2 separate regions of the Homo sapiens genome follow, and region 1 is linked to region 2. Evidence: chromatin contacts called from ENCODE Hi-C or POLR2A ChIA-PET data. All regions are on one chromosome and are shown on one strand. Each heading gives the region's core, a stretch centred on a gene start or an enhancer-like site at or near the end of the contact. The rest is flanking DNA. Distances are from core to core; before and after follow the strand shown. Region 1 holds the start of ZNF675 (zinc finger protein 675). Region 2 holds the start of ZNF737 (zinc finger protein 737).

What was found. A loop is a pair of places that touch in the nucleus more often than their neighbours do. ChIA-PET counts read pairs that join two places held with the same protein, here RNA polymerase II (POLR2A). Pooled maps may share reads with other maps.
Region 1: a loop to region 2 is called in a pooled map, with 11 times the contacts of the local background. The contact joins the promoter of ZNF675 here to the promoter of ZNF737 in region 2. A Hi-C loop is called at or near these places in 1 of 37 single-sample maps with no recorded cell type and 9 of 50 pooled maps. POLR2A ChIA-PET finds 5 or more read pairs at or near these places in 1 of 52 experiments (activated CD4-positive, alpha-beta T cell).

What each region holds. Positions count from the first base shown.
Region 1 is chr19:23,683,491-23,690,217 of GRCh38, forward strand. It overlaps ZNF675 (zinc finger protein 675), which reads right to left and starts at 3,722. Exons shown (of 4, transcript NM_138330.3): 1 at 3,541-3,722. The coding sequence starts at 3,543. RefSeq lists enhancers at 2,158-3,128, 3,260-3,649, 3,940-3,989.
Region 2 is chr19:20,559,773-20,567,057 of GRCh38, forward strand. ZNF737 (zinc finger protein 737) reads right to left here and starts at 6,009. Exons shown (of 4, transcript NM_001159293.2): 1 at 5,866-6,009. The coding sequence starts at 5,868. All of the region lies in intron 2 of LOC105372316 (a long non-coding RNA gene), which reads left to right. RefSeq lists enhancers at 5,442-5,601, 5,812-5,861.

The DNA.
Region 1 (6,727 bases), core at 2,472-4,971, 3.1 Mb after region 2:
GGCTCACTGCAACCTCCACCTCCTGGGTTCAAGCGATTCTCCTGCCTCAGCCTCCCAAGTAGCTGGGACTACAGGCACGTGCCACCATGCCCGGCTGATTTTTGTATTTTTAGTAGAGATGAGGTTTCACCATATTGACCAGACTGGTCCTGAACTCGTGACCTCGTGATCTGCCCACCTCAGTCTTTCAAAATGCTGGGATAATAGGTGTGAGCCACCCCACCTGGCCCTTATTCTTTTCCTTAGTAGGATTCTAACAGCTAAACCTTGGAATTCTGTTTGAAATTACCCAGCCATAAACACAACTGACAAATTTTCTAAACTCACTCTGGGAAAGAAAAAGGTAAATAAAAACTTTTAACAAATAGAATATATAATTAAATTTTTTTTTTCTGAAACCCAACTCTTACATGCTCTTTGCACATATTTTCTTCCCTTTCAAATGCTACTAATAAAATGCAATTTACATTTAAAAAAACTAAAGTCACTGACTGGGCGTGGTGGCTCACGCCTGTAATCCCAGCACTTTGGGAGGCTGAGGAGGGCGGATCACGAGGTCAGGAGATCAAGACCATCCTGGCTAACACGGTGAAACCCCGTCTCTACTAAAAATACAAAAAAATTAGCTGGGCGTGGTGGCGGGCACCTGTAATCCCAGCTACTCGGGAGGCTGAGGCAGGAGAATGGCTTGAACCCGGGAGGCAGAGCTTGCAGTGACCCCAGATCATGTCACTGCACTCCAGCCTGGGCAACAAATCGAGACTCCGTCTCAAAAAAAAAAAAAAAAAAAAACTAAAGTCAAAATAAGTGCACTAATCTTTTCAAGGTGACAAACTAGGGAGTGGCAATGCTGATTAGAAAACAGATGTGTTGGCCCAGGGCAGTGGCTCATGCCTGTAATTCCAGCACTTTGGGAGGCCAAGAGGGGCGGATCACCTGAGGTCGGGAGTTTGAGACAAGCCTGGCCAACACGGGAAAACCCCGTTTCTACTAAAAATACAAAATTAGCTGGGCATGGTGGTGCATGCCTGTAATCCCTGCTACTCAGGAGGCTGAGGCAGGAGAATCGCTTGAACCTGGGAGGCGGAGGTTGCCATGAGCCGAGATGGCACCATTGAACTCCAGCCTGGGCAACAAGAGTGAAACCCCATCTCAAAAAAAAAAGAAAACAGGTGTGTCTAATTCATGTGTCAAGTCAGGTCACCAATCACTTGAGAGATTCTCCCACCCCATCCTGCTCACTTAAGTGCTCAATGACCACCCTCTCACTGCACTATGCCTCAGTGACTGCCCCAAGTGCATTTTACTTTGCAAGTTTTTGCATCATTTCACTGAGGTCACTTTTTTTTGTCTTTTGAAATGCTATTTTTTCTTTCACAAATCTTAGACAATTCAGGGGACAGAAATTATCTCTGTGTTTTTCCCTCAATACCAGCATCTGATTGGCTGACCAGCAATATGTCTCCAAGAAATGGAAGCTGGGTTGAGTAAAGGCAATCTTCATGTCTCAAAGGCTTAGTTTTTCTTTTTTTGAGATGGAGTTTCACTCTTGGTGCCCAGGCTGGAATCCAATGGTGCGATCTCGGCTCTCAGCCTCCAAAATAGCTCGGATTACAGGCAGCCACCACCACGCCCAGCTAATTTTTTTGTATTTAGTAGAGATGGGGTTTCACCATGTTAGTCAGGCTGGTCGCGAACTCCTGACCTCAGGTGATCCACCGCCTCAGACTCCCAAAGTGCTGGGATTACAGGTGTGCACCACCGTGCACGCAAGGGTTAGTTTTTCAAAGGAAGAGCGCAGGGGAGAGTCCTATCAGTCCAAGGGCATTCATCTGTTTCCATTGAGAGGCTACACTCCATACCTCAGGTTGTTTTATGAAAGAAAATAACCCAGTAGATTATATTCACTAGACACTCGAGCAGACATAGCCATGGTAGATATATTGGTTTATTCACAGAAACTACTGAAGCCCAGGACCAGAAAAAACTGAAGGTGGCTGAGGCCACATCACCCATAAAGTTTCCAAAGGGAAACCTTGACCCAAAAATATTCTGATACTATCTCTGTGCCTAGAGAAGATTTTTAAAAATGAGGCGAAAAGATTTTTTACAATACAGTATCAGGGAATTGTTCTTCTTTTTCTTCTCATAAAAAATATTTTCAAACAGAAAACGATTTTTTTAAGTGCCATTCAATGTCAAAAAATGCTTAGTTAAAATACAGTATCTAAAGTGTACAATAAAAGACAAATAGTTGATAATGTGAATTAGAAAGGGGAAGCTGGCATTTGAGAATGTGAGAAGAAACTGGAAATTTAGTATTTTACTGCAAGTCATAGTTAGTCTGGAGGAATGGGATGAGGGGTAGGCTTGAGACCCAGCTTGAGAGAACTGTGAAAAATGCAGGGGAAAATCAGTCTCCTGTGGAGTGTGAAAATAACTAAGTAGCAGGCAATTAGACGGAGGTTACTCTAGTCCCTGGGTTCCTATTTTTTAAAAACTCTAACTCAAATGCATTTTTTTGCAAATTACTGAATTGAGGGAAACAAAAATTTAGGCTTAACCAATCATAAACTGCCAATTAACCTCTGATTACATAACCAGGAAATGTCCACCTTAATTGTACAAGTCAAGTAACTATGAACTGTACCTAACCAATTATTTAATTTGGTTTTCTTCATCATGTACCTTTAAAAGTCTTTCCTTCAAGCTGCTCTCATAAAGTCACAAGCTCCAAACCACAGCTGAATGCTCCACAATTTTTGAATCACTCTTTGATTAAATTCTCCAATATTTTTGTGGTGATCCCCATAATTTATTTATTTATTTAACTTATTTATTTATATATTTTTTAAGACGGAGTTTCGGTCTTGTTAACCAGGCTGGAGTGCAATGGCGTCATCTCGGCTCACTGCAACCGCCACCTCCCGGGTTCAAGCGGTTCTCCTGCCTCAGCCTTCTGAGTATCTGGGATTACAGGCATGTGCCACCACGCCCGGCTAATTTTGTATTTTTAGTAGAAACGGGGTTTCACCATGTTGGTCAGGCTGGTCTTGAACTCCTGACCTCAGGTGATCCACCCACCTCGGTCTCCCAAAGTGCTGGTATTACTGACCTGAGCCACCGCGCCCGGCCCTCCCATAAAATTTTAATAGGAGAAAACAGGAACTGGGAACCCCACGGACCAAAACTCTTCCCATTAATGAACCCGCACCCTGAGTCAGGATTCTCCGGTGACGGCCCTCCTGTGGTCCCTGCACAATCTGAGAGAAATGCGGCGCTGCGGGTACAGAGCTGCCCAGAGAGGGCTACAGGCCAGGGCACAGTCACTAGGCAGAGAAGAGACGGGATGCCCCGGGGCTGGCTGTCAGCGCGCCGCCATCTTATGGCTGCAGGGGACTGAGCCGAGCTGGGGAAGGAGAACTCGGGGTGCAGATTGTGGAGCTGACTGCGGGGAGGCCTGAGTCCCGCCATAGCCATTTCCCACGGGTTCCAACCAGCCCCTTCCCCCTCTCGGGATGTCGCACCCGTAACTCTCACCATTTCTAGGCTTCCAGGGGGTCCTGGAGTCTTAGCTGTGGATCTCTCAATTTCTGCAGGTCACAGGCCCACAGAGGCTGGACCTCTAGGAGCAGAGGACACAGAGCAATGAAAGCGAGACCTGGAGCTCCGGCTGCAGCGAGAGACAAAGGCGCCGCCAAATCCCGGAAGCCATCTTGTCTGCTCCAGCTGCGTGCCTGATTGGACGGTTCCCAGCCCAGCGTGCCTGATTGGACAACGTTTAAGGTCCTGACCCTTCAGGCCCTGAGTGACAGAAGATGTGATCAGACACTGGGCTGAGTGAAGACTGATAGCCTGCGCTGCAGCCTTTTCAGCCGGGGCTTCCTCTTTTAGCTGAGCCAGGCCCATCCCATAGGGTATTTGTATTTAACCTTGTGTATAAGGTCATATACATTTATAAATGATATATGGCTACTCACAAAGAAAAATAATATAATAATAATTATTTTAGAATTTCAGACTTTATGACCTTCCTGGCTTCTGGTCCTTTGAGTAGGCAGCCTGAGAATTTTAAAAAGAGGCAATCCTCAAATAAAATGTGAGCCACATGTGAATTTTAAATTTTCTAGTAGTCAAACTTTAAAAAGAAAAAAACAAGTGGAATTGATTGTAACAATCTAACCCAATATATCCAAAGTACTATCATTTTAGTATGAGAGCAATATGAAATTATTGATGAAATACACATATATATGTATATATGTGTATACACACACACACACACACACACACACACACACACATATATGGAACTAAATCTTTGAAAATAACTCTATTTTACCTAACACATTGCAATTCAGACCAGCCACATTCCAGGCACCCAGTAGCCACACGTGGCCAATAGCTGCCACATTAAAATGCAGCTCTGATGTCAGGGGGGTGAAGAAGAGCCTGAACATCCCTTTTTTGCCAGAGGTGAGGGGACAGCCTCTCTCTACCAACATCTCTCTTCAATTCCAAGGAAAAAACAGTTAGTGACCATAGAAAGAACAGAGGACAGATAGAATAAAATAACCACAGGTCGACCTGTGGTTACCTCTGGTTATTTTATTAACTACTGCTGCCCACCTGTTGCTCACCTTAATTCCAAACATCAGACAGTGAACAAAGAATGATGAAGCCACAAAACAAGAAAACTCTGTATCTTCAGATCTGTCCACAGTCTTAACCTCCAATGTTTAGATATGGAGAAAATAGATTAAAGGCAAACTTATTTTGCTATTTGGCCTTGGCCCTAACGGTCAGCCTGTGGTTATCTGTTTTCTCCTGTGGTGTGGTGAACTGTGTGAGTATAAGCACCAATCACACGCAGACATGTCTACATGTATTTTTGCATTATTCAATATTCTCTTACAAGACATAAGACTTTAAGTCAAGAATAAAGGTAATGTGAGTCTTTTTTCTTGCATTGGCGCTACCCACAGGGTGCATCATGACATATTGCTAAGTTCTGCATTCAGGTTATGTGGCTCTCTTCTTTTACCCAGGCCCAGAATATTTTGCACAATAGAACATATTACTAGGCCCAACATATATAAAATGGGAGGCCCTTGCCTGAGCCTTTTTTACAGAGGGCCTTGTGACATATCTCTGCATCAATCACCTAAGAGATGCAACTGTCCATTTTTCCCTGCACTCTGCCCACAGGAAAAATTGTGACTTATCATTAAGCCTAGGTAGCAGGTGATGTGTCTCTCCTGCCTGGGCCTTGAGCCACAGAAAGCATTGTTACCTATTGCTGGGCTCAGCACCCAGGTGATGTGACTCTGCTGCCTGTGTCCTGCTGTCAGGAGAAGGTTGTAACATATTCCTATTTAGGTGATGTGACACTCCTGTCTGGTCCCTGCCCTCAGAAAATATTGTGACATATTCCTGGCCCAAGTATGAGAGTCAACATGTCCTTCGGGAACACTTCAGGACCTTTAACCTTGGGTACATCATCTCACAATTCAGAAGGGCCCTTCCAAACTCAGGAATGAGCAAGTGGCTGTTGGCTGTCTAGGTTCTCCATGAGTTCACATTTATTACTGAATTTATGTCTGCTTAAATATCAGGTTTGTTTCTTCAATTTAGGTGTATAACACTGATAACTGAGGGGTAATCATAGGTAATCTGACTTGAATCACAAAGTTTATTCAAATGGCATATCTAAAAAATTTTAGTACTGGTTTATTTAACACAAAAATGTGTCAGAGGCCAGGCGCAGTGGCTGATGCCTATAATCCCAGCACATTGGGAAGCCAAGGAGGGCAGATCACGAGGTCAAGAGATCAAGACCATCCTGGCCAACATGGCAAAACCCCGACTCTATTAAAAATACAAAAATTAGTTGGGTGTGGTGGCACATGCCTGCAGTCCCAGCTACTCGGGAGGCTGAGGCAGGAAAATCGCTTGAACTGGAGAGGCGGAGGTTGCAGTGAGCTGAGATCACGCCACTGAGACTCCAGCCTGGTGACAGAGCATGACTCTGTCTCAAAAAAAAAAAAAAAAAGTGGCAGAGTATTTTCCTGATGTTCAACTATTTTTGTTTTTCCTGAATTAGCAGTTTTATGAATCAGTGTGTTCTTTAGAATTCTCACAATCCTTACCCAGTCCAAACAATATAATTTTAAAATTATCAGAAACCTGTACTCAACTTGTCTGGGCTATTTTCATCTTTTCATGAATCTCCTTACAGACACAGTACTCTAGGATTTTGCATGTTTTTGAAGTTTGTAGAAACTACATCAGAATTAAACCATTAACTGTAGAAATGACTTCAAATAATTATAAAGAAACAAATGAAACAAACTTATTATGTCTGTGACCTGCAATAACTTATCATAACCATAATTATGACTAATAGCTTATACTCAGATATATAAGATTTTTAGAAATTTCATAATATTATGAAATAAATGTTAATATATATTAAAATAGAAGTTGAAGAAGATCAAACATTATCTTTAATTCAACAATGCTTTTCATGTAATTTAACATATCAAATAATTACGTTTTTTACTCTTTTGGATGTTGCATAGACCCTCTGTAGCATCCAAAAGTTAGGGGTCTAGGCCGTGCCCAGTGGCTCACACCTGTAATCCCAGCACTTAGGGAGGCCAAGGCAGGTGGATCACCTGAGGTCAGGAGTTTGAGACCAGCCTGGCCAACTTGGTGAAACCCTGTC
Region 2 (7,285 bases), core at 4,759-7,258:
TTATAAAGACACATCCACATGCATGTTCACTGCAGCACTATTCACAATAGCAAAGATAAGGACAGGCCCTAAATACCTATCAGTGGTAGACTGGGTAAAGAAAATATGGTATGGTCAGATGCAGTGGTTCACGCCTGTAATCCCAGCACTTTGGGAGGCCGAGGCGGGTGGATCATGAGGTCAGGAGATCGAGACCATCCTGGCTAACAAGGTGAAACCCCGTCTCTACTAAAAATACAAAAAATTAGCCGGGCGCGGTGGCGGGCGCCTGTAGTCCCAGCTACTCGGGAGGCTGAGGCAGGAGAATGGCGTGAACCCGGGAAGCGGAGCTTGCAGTGAGCCGAGATTGCGCCACTGCAGTCCGCAGTCCGGCCTGGGCGACAGAGCGAGACTCCGTCTCAAAAAAAAAAAAAAAAAAAAAAAAATTGGCCAGGTGTGGTAATGCCCGCGTGTAGTCCAAGCTACTTGGGAACATGAGGTAGGAGAAAATTGCTTGAGCCAGGGAGGTTGAGGCTAAAGTAAACCAATATCATGCCATGGCACTCTAGCCTGGGCAATAAGGGAGACTCTGTCTCCAAAAATAAAATGAAATAAAAGATTTAGTCAAAATAAAATATGGTATATAAACCTCATGGAATACTCTGTGGCCATTAAAAAAAAAAATCATGTCCTTTGCAATAACGTCAATGAAGCTGGAGACCATCATTCTTAGAAAACAAATGCAGAGGCCTGGCGCAGTGGCTCATGCCTGTAATCCCACCACTTTGGGAGGCCAATGTAGGTTGATCACTTGAGGTCAGGAGTTCGAGACCAGCCTGCCCAACATGGAGAAAAGCCATCTCTACTAAAAATACAGAATTAGCTGGGTGTGGTGCCATGTGCCTGTAATCCCAGCTACTCAGGAGGCTGAGGCAGGAGAATCACTTGAAACTGGGAGACGGAGGTTGTGGTGAGCCGAGATCACACCATTGCACTCCAGCCTGGGCAACAAAAGTGAAACTCCGTCTCCAAAAAAAAAGAAAGAAAGAAAAAGAAAATACTGTAGAAACAGAAAACCAAATGCATGTTTTTATTTATAAGTAACAGCTAAATAATAAGAACACACAAACACAAAGAGGAGAACAACAGACGCTGCGGCCTAGTTGAGGGTGGAGGGTGGAAGACTAAGAGAATCAGAAAACATACCTGTTTGGTGCTATGCTTAATACCTCAGTGACAAAATAATCTGCACGCAAAACCCCCATGCACCAAAACAAACTCATGTGTACCCCAAAACAAAAATAAAAGCTAAAAGAAAAAATTAAATCCCTGGGTGGGAGAGATTGCAATGTAGGTGAGAGGACTGATTTTTGCTACAGATAGTTGTCCTGGTGCAGCTGTACTCTGATTTATTACTGTGTGCACGCAGACATATGAGATTATGAACAGCTGATTCAAAATGCTAGGTTGGTGGAGAAAACAGATTGCTGCTGCAGATTTAGTGTCTGGGGGTGGGGATACGCCAGGAGACTTGTAGAGACTTGTGGGTTCTTGGCAAGAAACACTAGGATCAAAAACGCCGTGGTGAAGGTCCTGAGGGTGGTGCCTACTCCTGGGAGGAGGGTGGACATGTCAATGTCTAGTGTGTGTGTTTGTGAGTGGGTGGGAATCCTGTGGTGGCAGCTGTGGGAAAAGGGGGTCTGTCATCAGAGCTCCTTTCTTCTAAGTTTTCAGTCCTCTGTCACCCTGGGAGAAGACCTGGAATCACAGGACAATGGGCAGTGTGACAGCCTGTGACCAGACAGCAGAGCTCCCATTCCCAAACACCTAGAGTTTTATTCCAGGCCAGACTTCTGTGATATCTTTTTCCTGGCACCAAATCTGTAGAGTTTGCTGAACATTAAACAATTCTCCAACACCAACTCATTGTCTAACATTTGAATTCTGACACCACCGAGAGTCAACACAGACCCTGATTCAGGGCTCAGTCCCACAACACTGTCCTCACTGCAGATGCCAATCACAAACCCCATGGGCTTATCTATGCTTCTGAGCTACTGTTTAAAAACTGGGGAGTCCCATAACCTCCCTGAAGTTCAATAATTTGGTAGAGCTACTCACAGAACTCAGCAAACCACTGCAGTGATGTTTAACAGTTTAATATATAAGATGCAGCCCAGGAAAAGCCAAATGGAAGAAATGCACAGAACGAATAAAAGAGATGGGGAAAGATGAAACACACAGATAATCCTGGAAAATATTTGTGATTAATAAAATTCTCCATCTTTTGTGTGCTCCAGGAACAGTTTATGGAAAGAAACACTGTTCCCATTATGACTTAGTGCTCTCTTTTCTTATCTATCACACAGGCACACACACACACTGCACATTTTCTCCTTTTTCTCATTAAAAAAATCAGCTGAATTTGTCTTCAGCGCTCAAAATATTTCTTCACTTTGTCACCCAGGCTGGAGTGCAGTGGAGCAATCTCAGCTCACTGCAACCTCTGCCTTCCAGGTTCAAGCAATTCTCCTGCCTCACCCTCCCAAGTAGCTGGGATTATAGGCACCCACCAACACACCTGGCTAATTTTTTTTTTTTTTTTTTGAAATGGAATTTCACTCTTGTTGCCCAGGCTAGAGTGCACTGGTGTGATCTCGGCTCACCACAAACTTTCAAGCCATTTCCCAGGATCAAGCCATTCTCCTGCCTCAGCCTCATGAGTAGCTGGGATTACAGGCATGCACCACAATACCTGATTTTTCTTTTTCTTTTTTTTTTTCTGTAGTAGAGATGGGGTTTCTCCATGTTGGTCAGGCTGGTCTCGAACTCCCGACCTCAGGTGATCTGCCCACCTCAGCCTCCCAATAATTTTTGTATTTTAGTAGAGACAGGATTTCACCATGTTGGCCAGGCTGGTCTTGAACACCTGACCTCAGGTGATCCGCCTGTCTCAGCCTCCCAAAGTGCTGGGTTTACAGGCATGAGCCACCACACTTAGCCTAAAATAAAATATCCCTTAATCGAACTCTTCTTAAGCTTATCTCCCTCCCTCAGGCTCCTGAACTTTGAGCTACCCTCAGTCTGAGTCAGCATACAACCCCATTTTATGTCCCTCCTAAGAACATGCTGATTTCAGGGTAAGACATCCTCTGATCTAAAATATGACTTTTTCACTCTCCGTTTGCCATTCACCTCCCACCTCCTTTCTAATCTTGTTTGCTCCTCCCTAAAAAAGAAAGCCCTTTTCTGCTTACATCTTTGCAAGCCATAAAGATCTTAAATTAGTTGGTATTTTCTGCTGTTGCAATTTTTTTTGGAATTCATTTTTTTAACATAAATTAATATTTTTTATTTTACAAAGTGTAGAAAGTGCCACAAAACATAACAACTTCATCATCAATAAGACCCTCTAAGTTTCCTTTCATCTTAACCTCAGCTGCATCTGCCTGTGGGGCCCCAGCTTTCCAGGGCTCTGTAGCTTCTCTCAGGATAAAGCCTCCTTCTATGGCTGGGGTGAGCAGGCTGGGACATGTGCAGGGGAGGCTCCCCAGAAAAAAACTGAGTCTTTAGTAACATCCTGTTGCAGGCTTAATATCAGCCTTAGCTTGGAGTCACTAGGTTCAAGCTTTGATTTCCATGTCAGAGTTATTCACTTGGTTTTTGAAACTAAGTGTTAGAAAAATCCAGGGAAATTACTCAAACACAGTGTTTACATAAGAAGGAAGTGCTTACTTTTTTTTTTTTTTTTTTTGAGACGGAGTCACCCTGTGGCCCAGGCTGGAGTTCAATGGCATGATCTTGGCTCACTGCAACCTCTGCCTCCCCGGTTCAAGACCTTCTTGTGCCTCAGCCTCCCATGTTGTTGGGAATACAGGCGTATGCCACCACACCCGGCTAATTTTTGTATTTTTAGTAGAGATGGGGTTTCATCATGTTGGGCAGGCTGGTCTCAAACTCCTGACCTCAAGTGATCCACTCACCTCGGCCTCCCAAAGTGCTGAGATGACAGGCGTGAGCCACTGCACCTGGCTAAGGTGCTTGCATGTGATACCTCCATAAGAAAAGTAAATATATCTACTTCTTTCAGAAAATATATGTATTATTTTATTATTTATCTTAAAAATAAGTAGGCCTGGTGCGGCAAATCATGCTTGTAATCCCAGCACTTTGGAGGGCCGAGGCAGGTAGATCACGATGTCAGAAGATCACGACCATTTTGGCCAACATGTTGAAACCCCCTCTCTACTTAAAATACAAAAGAATTAGCTGGGTGTGGTGGCACGTGCCTGTAATCCCAGCTACTCAGGAGGCTGAGGCAGGAGAATTGCTTGAACCCAGGAGGTGGAGGCTGCAGTAAGCCGAGATCACGCCACTGCACTCCAACCTGTTGACAGAGCGAGACTCTGTTTCAAAAAAAAAGTAAATAAATAAAATAATGTAGTAAAAAATTAGTCATATGGGAACACTTCTAGAAGGTACCATGTTTCATCACATATAATTTAGCATTTAACTCAGAACTCAACAGGATATAGAACTGAGATATTCACTGTCACAAATTTCCCCTGCAAAAAGAGGAACTAATGTGTTGACGAATCTATGTAACTCATCAATTATCTACCACATTTTCCTGTGGAAATATATTCATTGTCTACAGCCAAAATGGAAGAGAGATTTTCCCTATTTTTTTCCTTGGTAACTAGCATTCCTGGCTAACATACTGAAACTCCATCTCTACTAAAAATACAAAAATTAGCTGGGCGTGGTGTCGCGTGCCCATAGCCCCAACTACTCCAGAGGCTGAAGCAGAAGAATGCTTGAACCTGAGAGGCGGAGGTTGCAGTGAGCCGAGATCTGACACTGCACTCCAGCTCTGGCGACAGAGCGAGACTCCGTCTCAAAAAAAAAAAAATAAAAATAATAAATTGAGGAACATGGGGTACACTTGAGGCCTTGCTTGAGACACATGTGGAAAATGCCAGGGAAAATCAGTCCGCTGTGGCGTGTGAAAATAATTAAGTGGCAGGCAATTAGACTGAAGAAGCTCTAGTCCCTGGATTTCTACCTCAAAAAAAAAAAAATCTAAGCTCATGTGCATTTTTTGGGAAATTACTACATTAGGGGAAACAAAATTCAGGCTTAAGCAACTATAAACTGCCAATTAAACTGTAATTACATAACCAGGAATTTTTTTTTTTTTTTTGAGACGGAGTCTCACTGTCGCGCAGGCTGGAGTGCAGTGGCAAGATCTCAGCTCACTGCAACATCCACCTCCGGAGTTCAAGCGATTCTCTCACTTCTGCCTCCCGAGAAGCTGTGATTACAGACATCTGTCATCACACCCAGCTAATTTTTGCATTTTTAGTAGACATGGGGTTTCCCCATTTGGGCCAGGCTTATCTTGAAGTCCTGACCTCAAGTTATCCGCCTGCCTCGGCCTCCCAAAGTGCTGGGATTACAGGCGTGAACGACTGCGCCCGGCCCCATAAATTTTGAATAGCAGAAAACAGAAACTGTGAACTCCACGGACCAAAGCTCTTCCCATTCATGAACCTGCACCCCGAGTCAGGATTCTCCCCTGACGACCCTCTGGTGGTCCCTGCACATTCTGGGAGAGACGGGAGGCTGCGGTTGCAGAGCTGCCCACGGAGCGCTCCAGGCCAGAGCAGTCACTACGCAGGGAAGACACAGGACGCCAGGGGGCCCGGCTGTCAGCGTAGCCGCCAAATTATGGCTGAACGGGACTGAGGCCGAGCTGGGCAAGGAGAACTCAGGGTGCAGATTGTGGAGCTGACTGCGCAGAGGCCTGAGTCCCGCCACAGCCACTTCCCACCGGTTCCAACCAGCCTATCCCCCTCTCTCGGGATGTCGGACCGGCACTCTCACCATTTCTAGGCTTCCAGGGGCTCCCGGGCGTCTTAGCTGTGGATCTCCCAATACCTGCAGGACACAGGGCCACAGAGGCTGGGCCTCTAGGAGCAGAGGACACACAGCAGTGAAGACAAGACCTGGAGCTCCGGCTGCAGAGACAAAGGCCCCGCAAAACCCGGAAGCCTTCCGCTTCACTCTGGCTGCGTGCCTGATTGGACGGCTTCCAGCCCAGCGTCCCTGATTGGATAATGCTTAAATCCCCGCCCCCTCAGGCCCTGAGTGACAGAAGATATGATCAGATGCTGGGTTAAGTGAACAAAGAGTGCCAGCCTAAGCAGCTGGCTTTTCAAACAGTGCTTCCTCCCTGAGCTGAGCCAGGCCCACCCCAGAGCATGGGAATATTTTATCTCTTGTTTACTCTCTTTCTTGTTGAATGTATTAAAAAGGTGAACAGAAGTATTTTGCTGTCATTAATAATACATAAAATTTTTGTTCAACAGAAAATCAACTTTTACTTTGGTAATGGTAAAATCTATTAAAGCTAATTTTAATAAAACCTTATAAATAAATCAAATTTGTCATTTTTGAGCACTCCAGATTTACATATATATTTTGTAATATCTCGTAATTTTAAAAAACTATTTATATTTTATTTTTGTCCACATTCTTTTTATTTTTTCAATTTGAAACAATCTTTAATTTCCAACAGCTATAGGAGATAGAAATCATTTAGAGGCAGGCACGGATAGTTCACGCTGGTAATTCCAACACTTTGGGAGGCCAAGGTGAGCAGATCACTTGAGGTCAGGAGTTCAAGACAAGCCTAGCCAACATGGTGAAACCCCATCTCTAATAATAACTAATAAATAATAATAATAACTAATAATATAAAAAGTTACCTGGGTGTGGGGGTGCACATCTGTAGTCCCAGCTACACCGGAGGCTGAGGCAGGAGAATCACTTGAAGCCAGGAGGCGGAGGTTGTGTAACAGCCCAAGGGGTTTATTTTACCCTTTGCCTAGACAGAGCCGATTCATCAAGACAGGGGAATTTGTGGAGGAAAAGTCACATATTAAATCTGAACTCAATTGAATGTGGACACAAACAATTGTCACCAAGTCCCAGAACAGGTTGTGTGAGCCCCTGAGGTGTTCATCCAGCGCTGTATTGAAGAAATCTCTATTTCAATCTATTCCTATATATTAGTTGTTGAAAAACAATAGACAATCACAAAAAAAGGTTGACCTTTTTGTGTTCCTTGAGGCAAGTCGTGAAGGGCTCTCATCACTGGGCCTTATGCCAAACAACTCGTTACAAAAGAGCTAAGGTCCCAGACCGCCCTGAAGCTTCATAAGACCTCTCCTTGTCTGTGTACGATGGACGGGTGGCTGACTCTAGAGCTGTGGCTGTTGCCTCCCTCTCTGGTGGTGAATCC